2 separate regions of the Homo sapiens genome follow, and region 1 is linked to region 2. Evidence: chromatin contacts called from ENCODE Hi-C or POLR2A ChIA-PET data. All regions are on one chromosome and are shown on one strand. Each heading gives the region's core, a stretch centred on a gene start or an enhancer-like site at or near the end of the contact. The rest is flanking DNA. Distances are from core to core; before and after follow the strand shown.

Region 1 (3,014 bases), core at 515-3,014, 370 kb before region 2:
TGTAATCCTAGCTACTCGGGAGGCTGAGGAAGGAGAATCGCTTGAACCTGGGAGGCGGAGGTTGCAGTGAGCTGAGATCGCGCCATTGCACTCCAGCCTGGGCAACAAGAGCGAGACTCCATCTGAGAAACAAACAAACAAACAAACAAAAAACAAAAAAACACGTTAATAGTTTTTGTAAAGATCTGCTGGTGACAAATTTCCTAAGATTTTTTTTTTTTTTTTGGTCTGAATACGTCGTTATTTTGCCTCCATTTTGGAGGACTTGTTTTGTTTTGTTTTTGGTGGTTATAGAATTCTAGATTGACAGCCTTTTTTTTTTTTCCAGCGCTTTACAGATGTATAGTTCTGGATTCAGTACAGGTTTGCACAATCTATAAACCGCATTTTAAAGAAAAATGAAAAAACTGGAATATGATTATATGAAGATTTACTGAAATGGAAAGGTGGAAGTCATTGAAAAAAGCAGATTAAGAAGAGTACATACAGTGTGACTTTGTATTAATAAAAAAGTATTACATATATGTTTGTGTAATATATATGTATGATCCGTAAAGATATGTACAATAGGGTGTTAATAGTGGTCAGTGGTAATCTCTGGGGCGAAGGGGGGGTGGTATTGGAGTACGTTTTATTTTCTCACTTTAGCCTCCACTGGAGCGTATATTAATCACCCCGGTGTTAACCGCCGCTCCCACCCTTGGGCCAGTCCGCGTCAGTGAGAACTTGGCCGATGCGCGGTGCTTGGTCAACCCCGGTAACCGTCACACTGCTCGTGTTACAAGAAAACCAGCCAGGGTTCTGCTTTTCTGCTCTGCCGCAGCCTTTAACACCTGCCAGGGTTCTGTCCGAGTGTATGGGTTTCGTAGTCCTCCTCTCCAAGGCGTTGACTGAGCACAGAGCACCGGCCGCCGCCACATCCCACTCTGGCGCGGGGTCTGCGGAGCCACAAATCCAGCCAGGAACCGAGTGCCGCCCGATCCGAGCATCCGTCGCATTTTGACCTGGGGTTCCCGGGTCTCAAGGCCCACTTTCTGGGGCAGGCAGTGGGGAGAGAAGCCCAAGCTGGGGTATGGGCAGTTGCAGTGCGGTGGAAGGGGAAAGCTCGGGCGAGAGCTTGGCTGGACCCTCAGAGGAGGGGTCCGGGGAAGGCGGGACCGCAGGCTCCGGGAAAGGAGAGAGAGATAGGGACGGAGGAGGGGCGGAGGGGGAGTAAGAAAGAACTAAGAACCACTCGAAAGCAATCAGAAAACTTGGCGTTTCCAGACATTTTTTTTTTTTTTTGTAGGGGGAACAGGCTCTCACTCTGTCGCCCAAGCTGGAGTGCAGTGGTGCGATCTCGACTCACTTTACCCTGGACTTCCTCGGGCTCAAGTGATCCTCCAGCCTCAGCCTCCCGGGCATCTGAGACTACATTTGAGTCTACAGGCGCGCGCCACTAAGCCTGAGTAATTTTGTTGTTGTTGTTGTTGTTGTTGTTGTTGTACAGACGGGGGTCCCACTGTGCTGTCCAGGCTGGTCTCGAACTTCTTGGCTCAAGCGATGAACCCGCTTAGGCCTCCCAAAGTGCTGGGATTTCATAGGCGCGAGCCTCCCGCCAGGCCTTCTAGACAGCGTGGCAAAGTGTTCCCGGGCTTTGTAGACACTCCCATTGGCGCGTCCATGCCCTGCCTGGGACCCATTGGTTCGTTCATCCCCTGTGTGGGACCTGCCCAGGTAGGCGCCAACCATTGGTTATAAGAACCTGACCTTGGCGCCTCCAGGGAAACGCGGAGTGTCCTGGAGCTTGACGCGCTGGAGCTTGAGAGGTAAGAGAGGGTCCCTGCTCCTACGGGGACTGCGGAGCTCCCGTTTGTACCCACGCCCTAGGGTCTAGTCCGGCACGACCCTGGACTGGCGTTGACTCGGATGGGGAGCAAGCTAGGAGAGCAACCCCCGCCCCCCAGCTCCGGCCAGCCGGTGGAGTCGGGGTATTTGCGTGCTTCTCCCCTGCCTTTGGGGTTCGGCTAGTTTGCTGAGCAAATTCCCTAAAAGGCTATGAGGACTTGATCGCGGCGCGGGTGGAGGCGGGGCGGTGGGGAGGGACGGTGCGGAGAGCTAAAGGGGTTGGAAGGTGTCGCCGGCGGCTTGGCGGGCTATCTGTGTTCCTGTTCCGGCTGCAAAACAGAAAGCCCCTGCCCAGCGAGCAGCGGTTTCCGCGGGGGCGGAACAAACAGGCAGAGCCAAGTGCGTCCTGGAGGCTTCCCCCGTTGCGAAGGTTGGGACTCTTGTTTCAGGGTTCTTGGCATTGACTCACTAACCACTGTAAATTATTGTTCTTAATCTAAGAGTTAAAAAGCAGAATTAGGCCGGGTGTGGTGGCTCATGCCTGTAGCTTCAGCACTTTGAAAGGCCAAGTGGGAGGATTACTTGAGCCCAGGATTTCGAGACCAGCCTGGGCAATGTAGGGAGACCCTATCGCTATGAATAATAATAATAATAATAATATAATACTAATATTAATAAATTAACCGGGCCTGGTGGCGCGCACCTGTGGTTCCAGCTTCTCCGGAGGCTGAGGCAAAAATCGCCTGAGCCTGTGATGGCGCCACTGCCCTCCAGCCTGGACAACACAGGAAGACATTGTATCAAAACAAAAACAAAACAAAACAAAACAAAACAACAAAACAGAATTAGAATTGCCATTACCCTGTACCCATTATCCTGATTACCCTGCAATCTAGAAAGGGGAGAAATGAGAAAAATGTCTCCCTCCCAACGTCTGTAAAATACAGAGCTGCTATCTGAGAAGGACAAAGAGCTCTGTGTTTTATTTTCCCAAGAGGGAGCCTCTGTCGCAGCTGTTTCCTTCTGTTTCTGCCTGAGACTAGCCAGTCCCCACCAGTTTTCCTCAGTGGGGTGGGGGGCTTGGGAGTGGATGGGAGGATTTGTGTTGTTCTGATTTTACCTACAGTATACCTGTGTAGGAGGCGAAACTGTTTCCATCAATTTCCACAGAGAAGCAAGGGCAAGAA
Region 2 (7,315 bases), core at 4,310-6,809:
TCTAGGAATGGGAGTAGGCAGGGGACAAGGTACTGGGCTGAATTTGTGTACAGAGTTCTAGGGCTGCAGCCTAGCCGTGGCAGCTCCTTTCTGTTCAGGGGATTTCAGGTTTGACAACTTCTTTATCCTTTTCTCTGATTACATTCTCTTTCACATTCAAGGAAGTAGATGATGGCAAAGGTTTCCGAACTTTTATTGTATATTTCCTAATTCTGAATTTTAGAGTACAATTCAGAAGTTACAGTTTATTTAGAGGTATTCTTAAGTTTGAAAATATTTGGGTATATTTTCATAACAATTGCAGATTGATGTGGCAGGGCTAATATCTTGATTGTGATTGAAGAAAATGTTCATGTAATCTAGGACGCACTCATTTTAATGCCCGTCTAATTACAAAGACCAGCCTGTTAAAAACTTTCATATTGATCAGGTAGACAGTTGTGATTTCTTGTTTACATTGGGATCAAGGGTTGTAAATATTTAAATCGACCAGTTTAACCAGCCTCCAAAATAACATGCACAAAAAAAGAAAGCTCTTCTCAGAAACCTTAAAAATCAATTTCTTTCAAACCTTCTCTCATGACCAAGCCAGTTGACATAACTCTGCTTGGTACCATCTAATAGGAACACCTTTTTTTTTTTTGGAGACAGAGTCTCACTCTGTCACTCAGACTGGCGTGCAGTGGCGTAATCATGGCTCACTGCAGCCTTGACCTCCTAGGCTTAGGTGACTCTCCCTTCTCAGCCTCCTGAGTAGCTGGGACCTCAGGCATGTGCAACCACACCCAGCTAGTTTTTGTATTTTCTGTAGAGATGAGGTTTTGCCATGTTGTTCGTCATGAACTGGGCTCAAGCAATCCTCCTGCCTTGGCTTCCCCAAGTTCTGAGATTACAGATGTGAGCCACCGCGCCAGGCCGGAACACCTCTTAAGGGTTGTGGAAAAGGCGTTTTTAGTGACCAGCATTTAAGAAGACAAAACAAACAGCAACAATAACAAAAAAGGGCACAATTTCTTTTCTAATTACATGTGCATTGTTATTTAAATACAGTCACACCCATCTCTATGAGCGTCATGCCTAAGACTTTCTGAGAACACCTCTGTAAACCTAAGAAGTTGTTAGGGGGACTAATTCCACCTTGATTTTTTATTCTTGTCATAGAACCTTTAATACTGCCATGGTTTTAATGATAGAGGCTTTTATACCAAACTTGTACTAGTCATAGTGTTTATGTTTTTGGAGGAAAGATTTAACCTCTATACCTTAGAATCTCATAACTTGTTAATACAATAACAGAATTAAGGTATTAGAGTTTAATGAGAACGCATAGTTTAAATTACTATTGGTGAAGTCTCAAGTGAGGAGCTGCTTCATTGTTGTTTGGTAATGGTTACTGGTTTAATGATGATTACTGGTTATTTTTGTTTCACTTCTGGTTATTGGTAATGGTTATTTGGTGTTTGTGTAAGAAAGATTTTGGCAATTGTAAAGATAGTCTTTTTTTTTTTTTTTAATTGAGATGGGGGTCTCACTCTTGTCAACCATGCTGGAGTGCCATGGAATGATTTCAGCTCGATGCAACCTTGCCTCCTGGGCTCACGCAATCCTCGCCTCCCAAGTACCTGGGACCACAGATGTGCGTCACTACGCCCAGCTAATTTTTGTGTTTTTGGTGGAGACAGGGTTTTGCCATGTTGCCCAGGCTGATCTCAAATGCCTTGAGCTCAAGCGATCCTCTGGCCTCGGCCTCCCAAAGTGCTGGGATTATGGGTGTGAGCCACTGTGCCCAGCCTAAAGACAAGCTTTTCATATAGAAACAGACTCCCGGGTCTTTCGTAAGGAAATATCTGATTAACTTCTTATTTTGTGACTTTATATTAGTTAAGCAGTTTTAAAATAGTAAAACTAATTTGGCTCTTAGTAGGATATCCTATTATATCTCACATAAAAGCCATCTCAGATAGGTAGGAATTGGCCTCATGTATTTAAAGACCTCTGCCCTCCCTGTTTCCAAGATTTAACAGCTGCCATCAGGACAGCGGTCATAGCTAATCCTGTTATGCCAGTCTTAGTTTAAACCCATTATCCTTTCTCTTCGTTAAGACTGTCATGAAGTTCTTCCTTTACTTTTCTTATGCAGGGTGAATATTCCACATTTTTAATGTATTTGGGCCTGTTAACATTCTGCAGTGAAGCCAAGCAGTTGGTTAAAAGAGTCCTGCATGTTTTTAAACAGTTTCCTTTTTAAAGCATAAAATCTGCATCTTGGCTGGGCGCAGTGGCTCACTCCTGTAATCCCAGCACTTTGGGAGGCAGAGGCGGGTGATTACCTGAGATCAGGAGTTAGAGACCAGCCTGACCAATATGGTGAAACCCTGTTTCTACTGAAAACACAAAATTAGCCGGGCATGGTGGTGCATGCCTGTAATTCCAGCTACTTGAGAGACTGAGGCAGGAGAATCACTTGAACCTGGGAGACGGAGGTTGCAGTGAGCCGAGATCGCACCACTGCGCTACAGCCTGGGCAACAAGAGCGAAACTCCATCTCAAAAACAACAACAAAAAACTGCATTTCCTCTGGAGTAAAACCAGCTTTTTGAATCTGATAATAAAACAAAAGCTGTTTTTTCCTGCTCTCTACTAATAGAAAGTCTTTATTAACTTTACCTTACTGGTTTTGTTAGTACAGTGACTAGTGACTGGTAGTAAATGATAACCTAGTGGTAATGGGAGATCCTGAAGTCTCCTGAATCATCAATGACAGGTCACATTGGGTTCAGTGCAGCTTTAGCCTTTTGAGTATGTTTTATTGTAAGGAGTTCCAAACGCCAGCCACTCCTTGAAAGATGAGGTACCTGGTGATTTGCTGCTGAGTCACTGACCGAGATATTCTTTAAAAATGCAGATTTCCCAGCCCCACTTCCTGGAGATTTTGACTGAGTGGGTAAGTGATGACCAGAGAATTACCTTTTATTTTTTCAATTTTATAATTTATTATTACTACTATGAGGCCATACCATGTAGACGCTACCTTTTATTTTTATTAATTATTTTTATTTTATTTCATTTTATTTTGAGATGGAGTCTTGCTCTGTCACCCAGGCTGGAGTGCAGTGGCGGGATCTCGGTTCACTGCAACCTCTGGATCTCGGTTCACTGCAACCTCTGTCTCCTGGGTTCAAGCAATTCTTCTGCCTCAGCCTCCCGAGCGGCTGGGATTACAGGCACCCACCACCACACCCAGCTAATTTTTGCATTTTTTTTTTTAGTAGAGACGGGTTTTCACTACATTGGCCAGGCTGATCTTGAACTCCTGACCTCATGTGATCTGCCCGCCTCAGCCTCCCAAAGTGCTGGGATTATAGGTGTGAGCCACCACACCCAGCCTATTTATTTATTTTTGAGACAGTCTCAGCTCTGTCATCCAGGCTGGAGTGCAGTGAGGTGATCTCGGCTCACTGTAACCTCCACCTCCCAGGTTCAAGTGATGTGCCTGCCTCAGCCACCCAAGTAGCTGGGACCACAGATGTGTGTCACCACACCCGGCTAATTTTTGTATTTTTAGTAGAGACAGGGTTTTACTATATTGACCAGGCTGGTCTCAAACTCCTGACCTCAGGTGATCTGCCCGCCTTGGCCTCCCAATGTTGGGATTACAGGTGTGAGCCACTGCGTCCAGCAGGAAGCTAGCTTTAAAAAATCTCCCTTGCATCTTTATTTTCAAAAAGCTCCCCAAGTGGTTTTTATTTATTTATTTTTTTGAGATGGAGTCTCTGTCACCCAGGCTAGAGTGCGTGGCATGATCTCGGCTCACCGCAACCTCTGCCTCCTGGGTTCAAGCAATTCTCCTGCCTCCGTCTCCCAAGTAGCTGGGATTACAGGCACGCGCCACTGCGCCCGGCTAATTTTTGTGTTTTTAGCAGAGGCAGGGTTTCACCCTGTTGGCCAGGATGGTCTCAAACTCCTGACCTCAGGTGATCCACCTGCCTCGACCTCCCAAAGTGCTGGGATTACAGGCTTGAGCCATTGAGCCACCGTGCCTGGCTTCCCAAGTGCTTTGGATGTGCAGTCAAGTTTGGGAACCACCGTTTTATTGCATTGATACTCTTTTTCAGGGTGGGGGGGGCATTATCTCCTGTACATCAGGCCCCATGGAACTTTGAAAATTGGGGTTCACTTTTCTTCCCTTTTCTTTCTTTCTTTTTTTTTTTTTTGAGACAGAGTCTTGCTCTGTCACCTAGGCTGGAGTGCAGTGGTGTGATCTTGGCTCACTGCAACCTCCGCCTCCTGGGTTCAAGCAGTTCTCCTGCCTCAGCCTCCCAAGTAACTGGGACTACAGACATGCGCCACCATGTCCAGCCGATTTTTGTATTTTTTGTAGGGATGGGGTTTCACCATGTTGGCCATGCTGGTCTCAAACTACTGACCTCAAGTGATCTGCCTACCTTGGCCTCCCAAAGTGTTGGGATTACAGGTGTGAGCCACCGTGCCTGACCCGCTTTTCTTTTTTTAATTTTTAGAGTGAAATTATGCACATTGAAATTCCTTATAAATTGGTAGTCCCTCTAATAGAATCGTTATGCTATCCAGGATGTTTGATTTGCTAGAATAGCCCATTTCCTAGTCATGACAGATAACAAAGAGCTTTTATAACTTTTATGTAAATTGCTTTACAGTGAGGCCTCCTCTGCTGTATTATCTATCAGGAGTCATGAGGGAGGGTTTTTGGTGAAAGTAGCTTCGTTTATCTCATGAGTGGACAAATGAATGATAATGTGGAAACAACTAGAGGTCTGAATAGGTAGTTGAATCTAGTTATGATCATCAGTGTTGGATGGCAGAGATGCCTGGGAATTCTCTGTATGTCAAATTTTAGAATAAAGTCAGTTTGCCTGTTTTATTTCTACACAGCTGAAGCCTTTATTGAAAATAATAGGTGCGTAACAAATAGTTAATAAAATTTAGTCAGCAGCCGTTTGATGAGTTCATGGGAGGAAGAATAATTGCTGAAATATAGAACCATCTGATTTAAAACAGATTCAGGCACTAGATACGTTATCCCTAACGTAGTTTGTTTGTATAGACAAACCTGGTTTTGAATTCTGACTCCCCCACTTCCTGGCTGTGCTACCTTAGGCAAATTACTTAACCTCTGTGAGCTTCAGTTTTTTCATCTGCAAGATGAAAATACCTGGTAGGATTGTTATGTGGATTAAAAGGGGGAAAATATGCAAGGGAGGATTGAAAGAGAGAAAAATATGTTTTTTGTATATTGTAAGCAACTCAATAAACGTCCCTTCTCCCACTTCCTCACACAATTTTTATTCTGTAGGCTTAAGATGCTTTTCTAAATCCAGCTTTCTCTATATCTCTTTCCAGGAATATCTATTCAGTCAGCTCTTTTAGAAAATGTATGAAAGAGTGAGGACTAAAGTTAAGAACCAGAGAATATGGGTAAGAAGAATGAGTCACAGGACAATTAGCAACACTTTAAACAATTTTTTAGAATGAGTGGAGTGTTGGCATGTACCCAGAGTTACTATCTGCAGGAATAAATGAATAACATTACCCAAATTCTGCCATCTGTATTTGGACGGTAGCCCAGATTAGGCTAGGAGCCTTTGAGGGTGGCCTCATTAAGTAGCACCTGACATCCATTTCTTTCATTATCTTCTTTTCTCCCTTTTGGTCTTCGTTTCTTGTTCCCTGTCTCCTCCTTTTCCCTCTTTTAAAGCTGTCCTTCCTTTAGACTTGCCAATCATCATCATAGATGCAGGCCCAGTCCCTGGAACTCGAGGCTAAAAGAGGTTTCTGGTTGCTAACACCTGTCTCCTAGCTAAATGAATAAGCTCTTTTGTGGGCAGGATGTTAAAAAAGCTGATTAGTACAATACCAGCTTAAAGGGCCTATTAATGATACAGCATATGTAAATCACAGTGATTTAAAGCCATTTTAGAGATTAATTTCTTATATATTTATTTTCTATATTGAATTATGATGTCAGTTGAATTTTTACATCTAAACCATGAATCTGTTTATTACCTAAACAGACTAATTTCTTTCATATTGATTGGGAATCATTTATATTCTAAAGAAGTTTCCACCCTTAAGGGCCTTTGTATTGTTTGGCAAATGTCTAACTAGTGTGTAATACAATTGAAGTTTTGTTCACTGCGCTGCTGCCATAACTAGTTTAATTTCTGCTCCTTATATATTTCTGTTGGCAGCTGGAAAATTAAAATACTAGATGTTCCATAAAACTGATTTTTTGAGGGGTGATTTTACTGTCATTTGAATGGACTTAGGCCCCAGGGTACATTTTTTTAAGATGTCTTATTCAACTTTCCTGTAATAGTCTCTCTCTCTTTATATAATTAATGTATTAGACACATAATTGGCTGTTTAAGCATTCAGAAGAGACAATGTTTGGCCTTTTACCCAGAGATTATTTTTTTCTACATCTCTTGAGGAAATGTGTGCCATTTTTGGAAACTCCTAAGTATATTACAGTTACACTAGCACGTGAATTTTTGCAAAGACTAGAGAATGAACAATTCCCAAATCGTTCTATTCTTTTTAGATCATAGTGTTTCCAACCTGATGTGAAAGGAGAAAGGCTGTGATGTGATACCTAGTAAATCCTCCTCATAATTTTTCTATATGTTTCACAGAAATATATAGTCTTCAATAACTGAAGTTACTCTCAAGGAGACTTTACATTTAATTACTCAATCCACACTTAATTTCCTGCAAGATTCTTGGAGAGACACTCACCAGGCTACTGATTTCATGGAGTTATAACCTACACAGGTTTTTATCTCTGTTAAAGCTACTAACCCCCACTTTTTTTTTAGGTTGAAAAGTGACCTTGGTCTGGTAATTTCTTCATTGTCCTCTCCTCTAAAAAGATACAGCAAAACCTTCTTGCTCTCTCAGCAGCGTTTTTCAACTGCTACTACCGCCATGTGCTGAATTTGAATTTGAGCACACTTCAGTGTATGATTTTGTTGAGCTAATGTTATCTGACTTTTTAAAGCTGCCGCTCTGCAATGCTACAGTTAAACCTACATTTTCTGTTTTCATGTTCACATGCCTTTTCTAGAATTACATATAAAAATATGTTTTCATTATCTCTGAGTTGTGGAGTGTTCCCTGGGACAGTCACTTGTTTCTACCAGTGGCTAGTTCTAAGAGTAGGGGAAATCCACCTGGATTTGAACTACTTGGCAGCCAGTATGATCTGCTGAAACATTTTAACTGTCTTGGTCCTTTTTAAAGAAATGCTGCCTACTCATCTTGAAACTTACAGGAAGTT

What was found. A loop is a pair of places that touch in the nucleus more often than their neighbours do. ChIA-PET counts read pairs that join two places held with the same protein, here RNA polymerase II (POLR2A). Pooled maps may share reads with other maps.
Region 1: a loop to region 2 is called in a pooled map, with 3 times the contacts of the local background. The contact joins the promoter of SLFN13 here to the enhancer-like site in region 2. A Hi-C loop is called at or near these places in 8 of 50 pooled maps. POLR2A ChIA-PET finds 5 or more read pairs at or near these places in 2 of 52 experiments (MCF 10A and activated CD4-positive, alpha-beta T cell).

What each region holds. Positions count from the first base shown.
Region 1 is chr17:35,447,516-35,450,529 of GRCh38, reverse strand. SLFN13 (schlafen family member 13) reads left to right here and starts at 1,764. Exons shown (of 6, transcript NM_144682.6): 1 at 1,764-1,808. RefSeq lists enhancers at 449-948, 849-1,058, 949-1,450, 2,329-2,488 and a silencer at 1,679-1,758.
Region 2 is chr17:35,080,680-35,087,994 of GRCh38, reverse strand. All of the region lies in intron 5 of RAD51L3-RFFL (RAD51L3-RFFL readthrough), which reads left to right. It also overlaps a transcript of RFFL not described here. Among named protein-coding and RNA genes, the nearest start is that of RFFL, 21 kb to the right of the region's middle. Within about 2 kb of position 5,559, at least 7 of the 41 ENCODE cell types and tissues checked have a DNase peak (open chromatin) inside an H3K27ac peak, as active enhancers do.